Regions from separate parts of the Homo sapiens genome. Here region 2 is linked to region 1. A link is a contact called in ENCODE Hi-C data. All regions are on one chromosome and are shown on one strand. The core of a region is the stretch at or near the end of the contact, and the rest is flanking DNA. Distances in the headings are between cores, read along the strand shown. Region 1 holds the start of CCDC190 (coiled-coil domain containing 190). Region 2 overlaps NOS1AP (nitric oxide synthase 1 adaptor protein).

The links. A loop is a pair of places that touch in the nucleus more often than their neighbours do. Pooled maps may share reads with other maps.
Region 2: a loop to region 1 is called in a pooled map, with 2.9 times the contacts of the local background. The contact joins the enhancer-like site here to the promoter of CCDC190 in region 1. A Hi-C loop is called at or near these places in 1 of 168 maps with a recorded cell type or tissue (natural killer cell), 9 of 37 single-sample maps with no recorded cell type and 10 of 50 pooled maps.

The regions. Positions count from the first base shown.
Region 1 is chr1:162,858,746-162,864,029 of GRCh38, reverse strand. It overlaps CCDC190 (coiled-coil domain containing 190), which reads left to right and starts at 2,855. Exons shown (of 4, transcript NM_001394065.1): 1 at 2,855-3,022; 2 at 4,372-4,570. The coding sequence starts at 4,384.
Region 2 is chr1:162,347,586-162,352,869 of GRCh38, reverse strand. All of the region lies in intron 6 of NOS1AP (nitric oxide synthase 1 adaptor protein), which reads right to left. Among named protein-coding and RNA genes, the nearest start is that of MIR556, 7.7 kb to the right of the region's middle. Within about 2 kb of position 2,954, at least 9 of the 41 ENCODE cell types and tissues checked have a DNase peak (open chromatin) inside an H3K27ac peak, as active enhancers do.

The sequences.
Region 1 (5,284 bases), core at 1,606-4,105:
GATATTTTTTTTTTTGAGATGGAGTCTCATTCTGTCACCCAGGAGTGCAATGGCGTGATCTCAGCTCACTGCAACCTCCACCTCCCGGGTTCAAATGATTCTCCTGCCTCAGCCTCCCGAGTAGCTGGGATTACAGGTGCCCACCACCACACCCAGCTAATTTTTGTATTTTTAGTAGAGAAGGGGTTTCACCATGTTGGCCAGGCTGGTCTCGAACTCGTGACCTTGTGATCTGCCTGTCTTGGCCTCCCAAAGTGCTGGGATTACAGGCATGAGCCACTGCGCCCGGCCTCATTGAGTTTCTTAGATCTGCTACTGTACCCTGCTAATTCTGGATACCTTGGTCTTTCTGAACTTACACCTTTGTCTCCTCAAGTCAGGAACCCCTGCCTCGTTGCTCAATTCTTGTGCTGTAGTCCGGAAACCCTTTCCAGACAGTAAGCTGTAGCAATAATAATGATTCCCTGGTTTGTTTCCACTCTCTCAGGGATCACCATCCTATCTGACTGATGTCCAGTTTTTTTTAATTTCATGAATTTTTTCTGCTTTTTTAAATTGTTTCATGTAGAAAAGTAAATCTAGTTCCTATTGCTCCATCTTTGCTGAAAATCAGGAGCTAACTTTTATTGGACATCTACTATACATGAATTACTTTAAATTGATCATTTCATTCAATTCTATCAGAAAACCTATGATAAAGATACTTTTAACCTATTTTACAAATAAGGAAACCAAGGGATAGGACAGTCACATAGTCTATAAATGACAGATTCTTTGATTCCAGATGTGTTTTGACTACAAAAGGGTGTGACTCCATGTAAAACAGAGAGAATTATAGAAAACTACACGGATGTGCATTAAAAATATATTCTGTAAAATTGTATTTTAATCAAAATCACTTTACTGAACAGTTTGAACTATTTCTTTCTCTGGTGGTGGAAGCAAGAACATGATCTGAGAATGATAGCTTTATACTTTCAATCACTATCTTCGCTGATTTTCTTTCTTGTTCCTTAATGATATCCTGGGCAAATTCTACACATTTCTTGCCATTTTGTTTATTAAAAAAAAAAAAGTCCATTCCACTTTGAAGCTCCAGTTTCACATATAATTTAAACTCCTCACTGGACTCCAGGAAGTTTGGAGATGGGAAAGGAGGATTATCTGCTCTATCATTCTTCCTTCTCCAACCCTTGGAGTGGAAAAGGCATGATCTTTTTATATACCTCCTCTCCCTTGTCTTTTCAACACTAACCATTTTAAGGTCATGGGCTAGGAGAGAATAGAGGAGGCAGAGATCTTCCTATATAACTGCCACATTTGTGATGCTAAGGCATGACTGGTATTTTCCTATCTATTCTTGTGTTCCTATGTTCCCATAGATAGATATTCCTGTCTATTCTTTGTGTTCTCGTGTCCTCTGCTTTCGAGATGTGTGGTTTTATGAGGGAGTTCATCTGCACTCACATCCCTTCTGTCTCTGCCTCCTTCTGGCCCTGCCTGTGATTCTATTTCCCCTCCAGATGAAGCACTGTCTTCCAAGAAGAGCAATGTGATGACTATGCCATGGTTTCCGCCACCTCATATAACCCCTCTGCTCCCTCCCATGGAGCCAGGTCCTCTCTGGCATTCTCAGAGGGCTGAGAGTAACTAGGATGGCTTTGGCCACCATTCTTTTCCTAGGCACTCCACACTAAGGCTCCTTCTTGCCCTTTAGCCATAGATTATTTCTGCAAGCTTTTCCTCTTCAGTTCCCTCTCAAAATGCCATGCAGGAACCAAGCTTTTCTAAGAAATCCCTCACTATCATCAGCTATAGTGGCAACAAAGGGATGGAATGGGGGCTGCTCTATTGTTCTGCAGTCAGCAAGCCTCTAGCTGGGGGTACAATCCCGATCCTGGTCTCTCCTTGTGTGGCATCTCATTCTCCCAGATAATTTTCTTGGAATCCCACCTCATTCATTTAAATTCTGGAGGTGAGGGAATTACCTCATGAGAAAGGATGGGAAAGGAACTACCTCCCACTGAGAAAATAGCATGCTCCTCTTCCTCCCTGCCACCCCTCGTAATCTCTTTATAATTATTTATTTGCTGGGCAGTGATTGTGGTTAGTAGGGCCTGTTTAGCTGCCTGCCTCTCAGTAAACTCTGGGGGGATTATCAGGCCCCAGTGTTGGCAGCTCTATTTAGACTGTGGCATATCAGTGCGTCTTATTTTCAGACGAAGCTCCAAGGCAACAGTAAAAATCCCACTCAGTATCTTGTTATATAAACAATAGCTCTGCTCAACCTTCTACGGTAGCTGTTCAAAATATGGGCACAAAAGTTGATTTTAATTTTACTTTGCTTAGTGCTGTTTTCACCACTTTGAAAATCTTGATAAGCACCGAAGTGCTCTGAGCATGTGGAAAGGCCTGGGGAAGGTCAGTACGGTGTGCAATAACACATAATAAACAAATTAACTTCTCTCCTGCACGAAGTGTGAACAGTCATGACAGAAAAAACGGTGCTTTCTTTTGAGGCTGACCTGGTTTTCAAGAAGTAGGAATGAAGGTTAGGGAAGGGAGGTATGACAAAGAGAGAAAAAAAAAAAATGGAGAGAAACGAGGAAAGGGTAGGAGAGAGAGAGATTGAGAACACAGTTACACACTCCTTGCTTTCATTCCTGGCTCCCATGGACACAGCCGAGAAGGAGCACTGTGGGCCCCTCTAGGGACAGGCTAGAAGCTGGCAGGCTTCTTTTACCCACAGAGCTATTTAGAGCTCTGGCCTCTCCAGCAGGGATTGGTGCCATGGCCCAAGGAGCTAGCATTCCTGACCAGGGGAGGTAGGGAGGGACGAAGAGAGCTTTCAAGTGTATTTAACATTCTCCTCGCAGCCCTCTCCAATGGTCTCCCTCTATCCTTTCTCCAAACACCAAACTCCTAAGTTTACTGAAGAAAAATAAGCTCATTAATCAAGACTCAGTCTGACATAGCAAAAGAAACAAGACATAGTCTCATGGTGAAAACTCTGGATTTGGAGGTAAGTTCTACTGGCCCTGTTCTTTAATAAAAGTTTAGTTATACTTTAGACTCTAAAACAAGTGCCTTAAAATGTATTTCTTTCCCATGTCCTGACCTTATCTTCCTTTTTAATGTTAAGCTTTTTTTCTGTATTATAATCACCAAACCTCGGCCGAGTGTGGTGGCTCATGCCTGTAATCCCAGCACTTTGGGAGGCTGAGGCGGGCAGATCACAAGGTCAGGAGTTTGAGACTAGCCTGGCCAATATGGTGAAACCCCACCTCAACTAAAAATATAAAAAGTTAGCCAGGCGTGGTGGTGCAGGCCTGTAGTCCAAGCTACAAGGGAGGTTGAGGCAGGAGAATCGGTTGAACCCAGGAGGTAGAGGTTGCAGTGAGCTGAGATCGCGCCACTGCACTCCAGCCTGGGCAACAGAGTGAGACTCTGTCTCAAAAAAAAAAAAATCACCAAACCTTTTATTGACAGCAATCTGTTTATATCCTGAGCACATGTTGTGCTCTTAGCTCTGAGAAAAGTATTATAGAGACTCAAAGGAGAGAAAAATGTGTCCCTACTTAGCGCTATTTAGAGGAGAAAGAAGTAGGTGTGGGCTTAGACATCAGGGTACATGGAGGGAGGAGAGCATCTAAAGTCTGAGAAGATGGGTGAGGATGAGAAGAGGAGCTTTCGCCCAGTCTAAGCAGCTTCCCCAGTGTTGCCCAGACTACTCATCGTGGATGCTGTTCTACTTTATAATCAGGATACCCCAATCTTCCACTTTTCGAGAAAGCCCCTTGAGAGTAGGAACTGGGCCTCATTCACCATTACTCTTAGCTTTTAGCATAGCACCTGGCATACAGTAGGATTACAGGCTGAATGAACCTACGCATATGTGAATTAATGAACTGGCAGGGTGTGGGAAGGAATGGCCGTGTCCTAAGTTCCTAAATCCTCTCCAGACCTCTGAGCAGTCTCTTTGGGAGCCTTTAAGAAACAGTAAAAGAGGCTTTTCTTATTGGGTAAATAATGCCTTATATATGTAGACTGCCTTTTTTTTTTTTTTCCAAAGAGTTGTTCTTACACTTCTCACTTGATCTTCTTGGAAATCTGACTGGGATCTGTGTTGGGGGAGCCTATTGTATTGTATCACTATTTTATTGACAGGGAGGCTGAGGCTCAGAGGAATGACTACCCTCAATCCTTCTGTGTTACTCTGGAAACTCATTTAACAATAGTGTGATTTCATCTGACTAGGCACCTGTGGTTTCAGAAATACACAGGTTCTACCACTGATCTCTGATTAAAAGCCGGGGTCAGTATCCCAGTCTTCCATTTATCAGGTTATTTGTGATACCTTATTGTCTCTAGACCATAAAGAAGATGGAGAGGCACATGGTCAGGGGACAATTGTATAAGCATTTTGATTTGGAGAGGAAGAATGCCAAGCAGGCTGAAGCCAGACTGGACCAAAGACTGCAGAGACTAAAGGTTATTTGCCTCTACCATGTGAAATTGCTGACCTGGGAGCAGAGGCAGCTCCAAAAAGAACTGCAGAGGTTGCAGCAAGGTAAGACTTTCAGGACTGGTGAGGAGGATGCCCCAGAGGCACAGCAGGGCAGCAGGCCCATCACTCCGCTGAGGCCCTTTCAGAGCTCTGAGTGCCAAGACAGCAAGAGCTTTTGATCACAGCCAGGACTTTAGGCTGCCTAACCTTCCTTGTCCCTCCCCTGTCAATTACATAGCTCCCTGCAGCAGCCTACTCATAAGCCTTCTTGAGCTAACATTTCTCAGGCTTCCAGTCACTGCCATCTTTCAAGTTAGCTCTTTCTTGCTTAAATCCTTCGTTTTCTACTTTTAAATTTTATTTTTCATTTTGCTTTTCTTTCATTATCTGGGCTGATTTGGTTTCACCCCTTTTTAAATATCTGATCTTTCTCTTTTGGATCTAACAACAATTTATTGAGCAGTTACTCATGTGCAAGTCACTGTCCTAGCCCACTTTATGAAAGTTAAAAAAGAAAAAGAAAAGAAAGAAAAAATTTCTCTGGAATTAGTACCTCAGCTTCCTCCAATGTAAAATAAAAGTATTTCCTATGTTATGAAGTTATTTGAGGATTCAGTGAGCACTTGGAATAGTACCAAAACATAAAGTAAGTGCTATATAAGTGCCCACTCTTATCAATTAAAAATTGTTACACAATTGAAACCCTTCTACTGTCTTTGTTGAAAATAGTCACAGTTGTACAGTCTGTAGAAACTAGTTCTCCTTTGTTCATCATTA
Region 2 (5,284 bases), core at 1,705-4,204, 510 kb after region 1:
ACCTATTAGGCTGTTGGGTATGTTATGGACTGAATGTTGGTGTTCATATGTCGAAGCCTTAGCTCCCAATGTAATAGCACTTGGAGATGAGCTTTTGGGAGGTAATTAGATCATGAGAATGCAGTCCTCATGATGGGATTCATGCCCTTATAAGAAGCGATGTAGGAGATCCCTCTCTTTCCACCCTGTGAGGACACAGCAAAAAGGCAGCTGTTTGCGAACCAGAAGAGAGTTCTCACCAGGAACCAAATTGGCTGGCACCTTAATCTTGGACTTCTCAGCCTCCAAAACTGTCAGAAATAAATGTTGTTTAAGCCATCCAATCTACTGCATTTTATTATGGCAGGCTGTGTAGATTACTATAGTGCATGAATGGAAAGTTCAGGAAAAAGGCCTGGCCTAAAGATAAACTTTAGTTGAAATCATGGAATGTCAGAAAAAAAAAAAAATACCAGGGGCAAGTCCAGGAGAAATTCCAACACTTAAGGGGTAGGTAGAAGAGGAGCCTGCAGGCCAGGCGCGGTGGCTCACGCCTATAATTCCAGCACTTTGGGAGGCCGGGGTGGGTGGGTCACCTGAGCTCAGGAGTTTGGGACAAGCCTGGCCAACATGGTGAAACCCCATCTCTACTAAAATACAAAAATTAGCTGGGCATGGTGGTACATGCCTGTAATCCCAGCTGCTTGGGAGGCTGAAACAGGAGAATTGCGTGAACCCAGGAGGCGGAGGTTGCAGTCAGCTGAGATCATGCCACTGCACTCCAGCCTGGGCAATAGAGTGAGATTCTGTCTTGAGAAAAAAAAAAAGAGGACGAAGAAGCAGAGCCTACAAAGCATGCTGAAAAGCAGCTAGCAGAGTCAAGAGGGAAGGAGTGTGGGGTGCCCCAGAAGCTGCAAAGGTGCACTTCATTCCCGGGGCTGAGCACTACAGAGAAAGGTGGCCCTTAGGAACCCCTGCCTGGTAACTTCAGGAAGGGCTGGCAGGGCAGCAGACACCAGATTACTGGAGGTTGAAAAGATATCAAGAGTGGACAGAAAGACTGGGAGAAAATAAGAAAATAGACAGTGAGTACAGACAAGCTGTGCAAGAAGCCTGGCTACCAAGGAAAGGAGAGAGGTAAGGTCGTAGGTCGGGGGGAGACATAGGGACAAGGAAGGCTTAATTTTGCTCAGCTTTTAAGATAAGAAAGACCCGACCTTATCTATCTGCAGTTGGGCGAGGAAGGGCAAGTCAGCAATAGCAGATAATTTGGGTGAAGATTCAGGAGCATGAGATAACCAGTTGCTCAAAGTTCCAGAGGAGGCGAGATGGAGGTGGAATGCAGAGGCAGGTGACAGGAGAAGGTCACTGTCCACTGAGACAGAAGGGGGGGACAAGCAGGGCTGCTGAATGGTGAAGTAGCCCTGGCTGAGCTTGGGGATCACAAATGTGTAATCGGTCTGTGGGTGGCAGTTTTCTCCAGTGCTGTTCAGTGTCATAGGGCAAAAATGAAAAAATACTCCTGAGTTAATGTAGAATTGGGGTTTAGCCAGATTGGTACAGTCAAATGAGCAAGGAGTTACAAGCTCAGTCTCAAAGTGCTTGAAATGGCCACTTTTTGCCTTGAAACTGCAACAATAACAGCTTAAACTTAAACAGCACTTAGTATGCTTCAGGCACTGCACTAGTTTTATGTGTATGGGCTGAGTATCTCTATCTGAAATGCTTAGGACTACAGGTGTTTCAGATGTTAGAGTTGCCTATTTGCATATATATGAGATATCTTAGAGATGGGACCCATGTGTAAACATGAAATCCATTTATGTTTCATGTGTACCTTATATAGCCAAAGGTAATTTTACATAATTTTGTGCATGAAACAACATTTGTGTACATGAAACCATCAGAAAGCAAAGGTATCAAGAGTGGAATTTTCCACTTGCGGTGTCATGTCGGTGCTCAAAAAGTTACCGATCTTGGAGCATTTCAGATTTTGGATTTTCAGATTAAGGATGCTCAACCTGTATTAACTGATTTATCATCATAACTAAGAGGTAGTTACCAGGAATTGCGGGGAAGGGAGAGATGTAGGTCAAAGGATACAAAGTTGCAGGTATGTAGGATGAATAAGGCCAGAACTCTAATGTACGACACGAGGATTCTAGTTAATAATATCATATTCACAATCTTTGCTAAGAGAGTAGATGTTAGGTGCTTTTCTCACATTAAATAAAAAAAGTTTTATTTTCAAAAAAGGTCTATTTTGCCAAAAGGCTCCAAGCCCTTTCCCATGTTGGACTGTCTGCAGCTGGGGGAGGAGGGTCACCTCCAGGGGAACAGGGTCTCACCCAGGAAACCCTCTCCAGAAGGAGTCAGAGAAGCAGTATAGGGCACAACAGGGCAAGTGCCACAGGGGCAGTGGCTCCACCTGGCTTGGAGTCCCAGGGATGGCCAAGGGCAGCTGCTGCCAAATGATACAAAAGACAAAACTCCCCCAGGGAGGGAACAGTAGTAAGAACAGGGAAGAAAGAAAGACAGGCACAAAGAGGGAGAGAGGGAAGAGGCACACAATGAAAGTGAGCAACATCATTGAAAGCACTGCTGAAAACGATGAAAAGACATGACAAGACAGCACTTTCCAGCTCCTCAGAGTAAACATGTTTTTTCTGCACAACGGAGGGCCTGCTGACGTGTCAGGTGGGGCAGCTCCACTGGAAAGATAAACATTGCACTAAATGAAAAGCTCCCAAACATGAAGGTGAGATTCTCGTAAAAAAAACAACAGCCAACAGTTCAACTCTGGGCGCTCAAGGTGTGCCATTAGGCAACAATCTTAGTAGAGTCAAAAATGCTCTGGGAGAAGCATTTACAGTAAGAAGAAACACATTCCTAGCAGTTTATAGACAGTGAAAACGTGTGTGGGGCTGTAAAAAGGAAGTGACTAATGGGCTAGGCAGTAAACAGCCTTCCTTGATAAGAAAACATTTCCAATCCCAGAACCAAATGCTAATTCCAAATGCTCAGACTCAAAGTATGGTTTAGCTTCATGGCCTCGGCACTACACAATAACCAGAGGGCGTCCAGTTAATCATTTCACTTGGACCCGTCATAAAATCAGTACTGGAGAGGCCTTGTCTAGCTCCCTCACTGTACAGATGAGGTCATGTATTCTGGAGTCTGCATTGGAAAACTTAATAAACAGTGGGTACTTATAACATTAGAAAACTCGATAAACAGTGGGTACTTACGGAGAGCATATTATATGCTAGGCATTATGCTGCTTTACATACATTCTCTCACAATACCAGAGAGATGAGAAAACGAAGCTCCAGAGAGAGCATGAAATTTGCCAAGGATTAGCCAGCTGAAAGGTGGTAGAGTCAGGATTCAAGTCCCAGTGGTTCCAGTGCTGGAACCCAAACCCTCAGTGGCTCCTCTAGCCCATGGCTCCAACTCTCTCTCCATCATGCCATTCTGTCTCTTCATTTCTGTGGTTGTTAATTTTATGTGTCAACTGGGCTAGGCCACTACCATACCAAGGTATTTGGTCAAACATTATTCTAGATGTTGCTGTGAAGGTATTTTTTTAAGTGAGATTAACATTTAAATCAGTAGACTCTGAGCCAAGCCGATTACTCCCCCATAAGGTGGGAAGACCTCATCCAATCAGTTGAAGGTCTTTTTTTTTTTTTCCCCTTTTTTGGAGTTGGAGTTTCGCTCTTGTTGCCCAGGCTGGAGTGTAATGGTGCGATCTCGGCTCACCACAACCTCCACCTCCCGGGTTCAAGCAATTCTCCTACCTCAGCCTCCCCAGTAGCTGGGATTACAGGCATGCGCCACCACACCCAGCTAATTTTTTGTATTTTTAGTAGAGATGGGGTTTCTTCATGTTGGTCAGGCTGGTCTTGAACTCCCGACCTCAGGTGATCTGCCCGCCTTGGCCTCCCAAAGTGCTGGGATTACAGGCATGAGCCACTGCGCCCGGCAAAGTTGAAGGTCTTAATAGAGCAAAGGCCGACCTACCTGGAGGAAGAGAGAATTCTGCCATATAGGCCCATGAGCCATCTCTGTCTTTCTCTTTCTTTATATGTCCCTAACACAATTTCCATCACCCCACAGGTCCTCTCCTCACCTACACGAGCAGGGGAGAGCCCTTGCTGCCTCCCTTTATATTATTTAACATATCCAGCCCATGCTTGATCTCCTTGCAGAGACTCAGTGCTCTGTTGGACATCTTAAACCTTGAAGAAACTATCCTGGGCCTGATGGGCTTTTTTAGAATGGACCCAGGCGTTTCTTCACATAGAATATCAATTCCATTTTTCTTAGGAAGAGTGGTATACGGAAGCCAAGCAGCTGAGGTCTCACGTATAGTAATGTGATTTGGGAAAACTATCTCCAAAAAGGTAATATAAATGAGAGAGAAACATAGCTGGTATGCCTGTTATTTCCAAGCTGACCATCTGTTACAATCAAGGAGTGTGACCACACTGGCCTCTATTTGTACTCATGGTCACTGTCACCACCTTCTCATCAATACTCTGCTCAGCCTCCCAGTCTCACCTCATTTCTACCTGCTCCCCTGACACCAAGTGTCATCATTCCTCATCAAAAGGGGCTGCTTAAAAGTTGAAATCTCTACTTAATCTCTGTTCATTTTGGCATACAGTAAGCATTTAACAAACACTTGTTGACAATGACTAAAACATATGTACTCCTTGCCACACTCACTGGCTCTGTTTGTCAGTTTATTCAACAAGTCTTTACTGTGCTAGGAAGTCCCTACCCTCCCAGAGCTCACACTCCACTAAAGACAGAGGACGCTATGCTATATGTCTGGTACACAGTGGACTAAATGTTAATGTTAACGGCATCAGCCAGGAGTGAAGAAAACACAGGAACCCAGAAAAAAAGGGTTTAAATTTTCTGAACGAGAGTGGGAGCTGAAAGTCAGGCTTCCCAGAAGACAGTGCTGGGCTTGAAGGATGAGTAAGATGTCTGCATGGAGGTGAAGGCAGGGACCCATGGCAGAGGGAACGGCGTTGACTGTGGCTGAAAAGTCCATGATACTTACTATATGTTCAGGGCAGGAAGGAGCTCAGGGAACATGGGAGGAGTGAGGGAAGTAGTACTGAAAGAAAAGTATAGGAAGTGATCCTTATGGAATCCCCACTGAGTCCCCAGGGAATCGTGAATCACATCAAACCCACTCCACCCAGCAGACCACTGCAGGGGCCAGAAGTGCAAGGAGAGAGCAGCTCCCACTGCAAAAGGGAAATAAGATCTAGCCCTTGGTGTTGTTTAC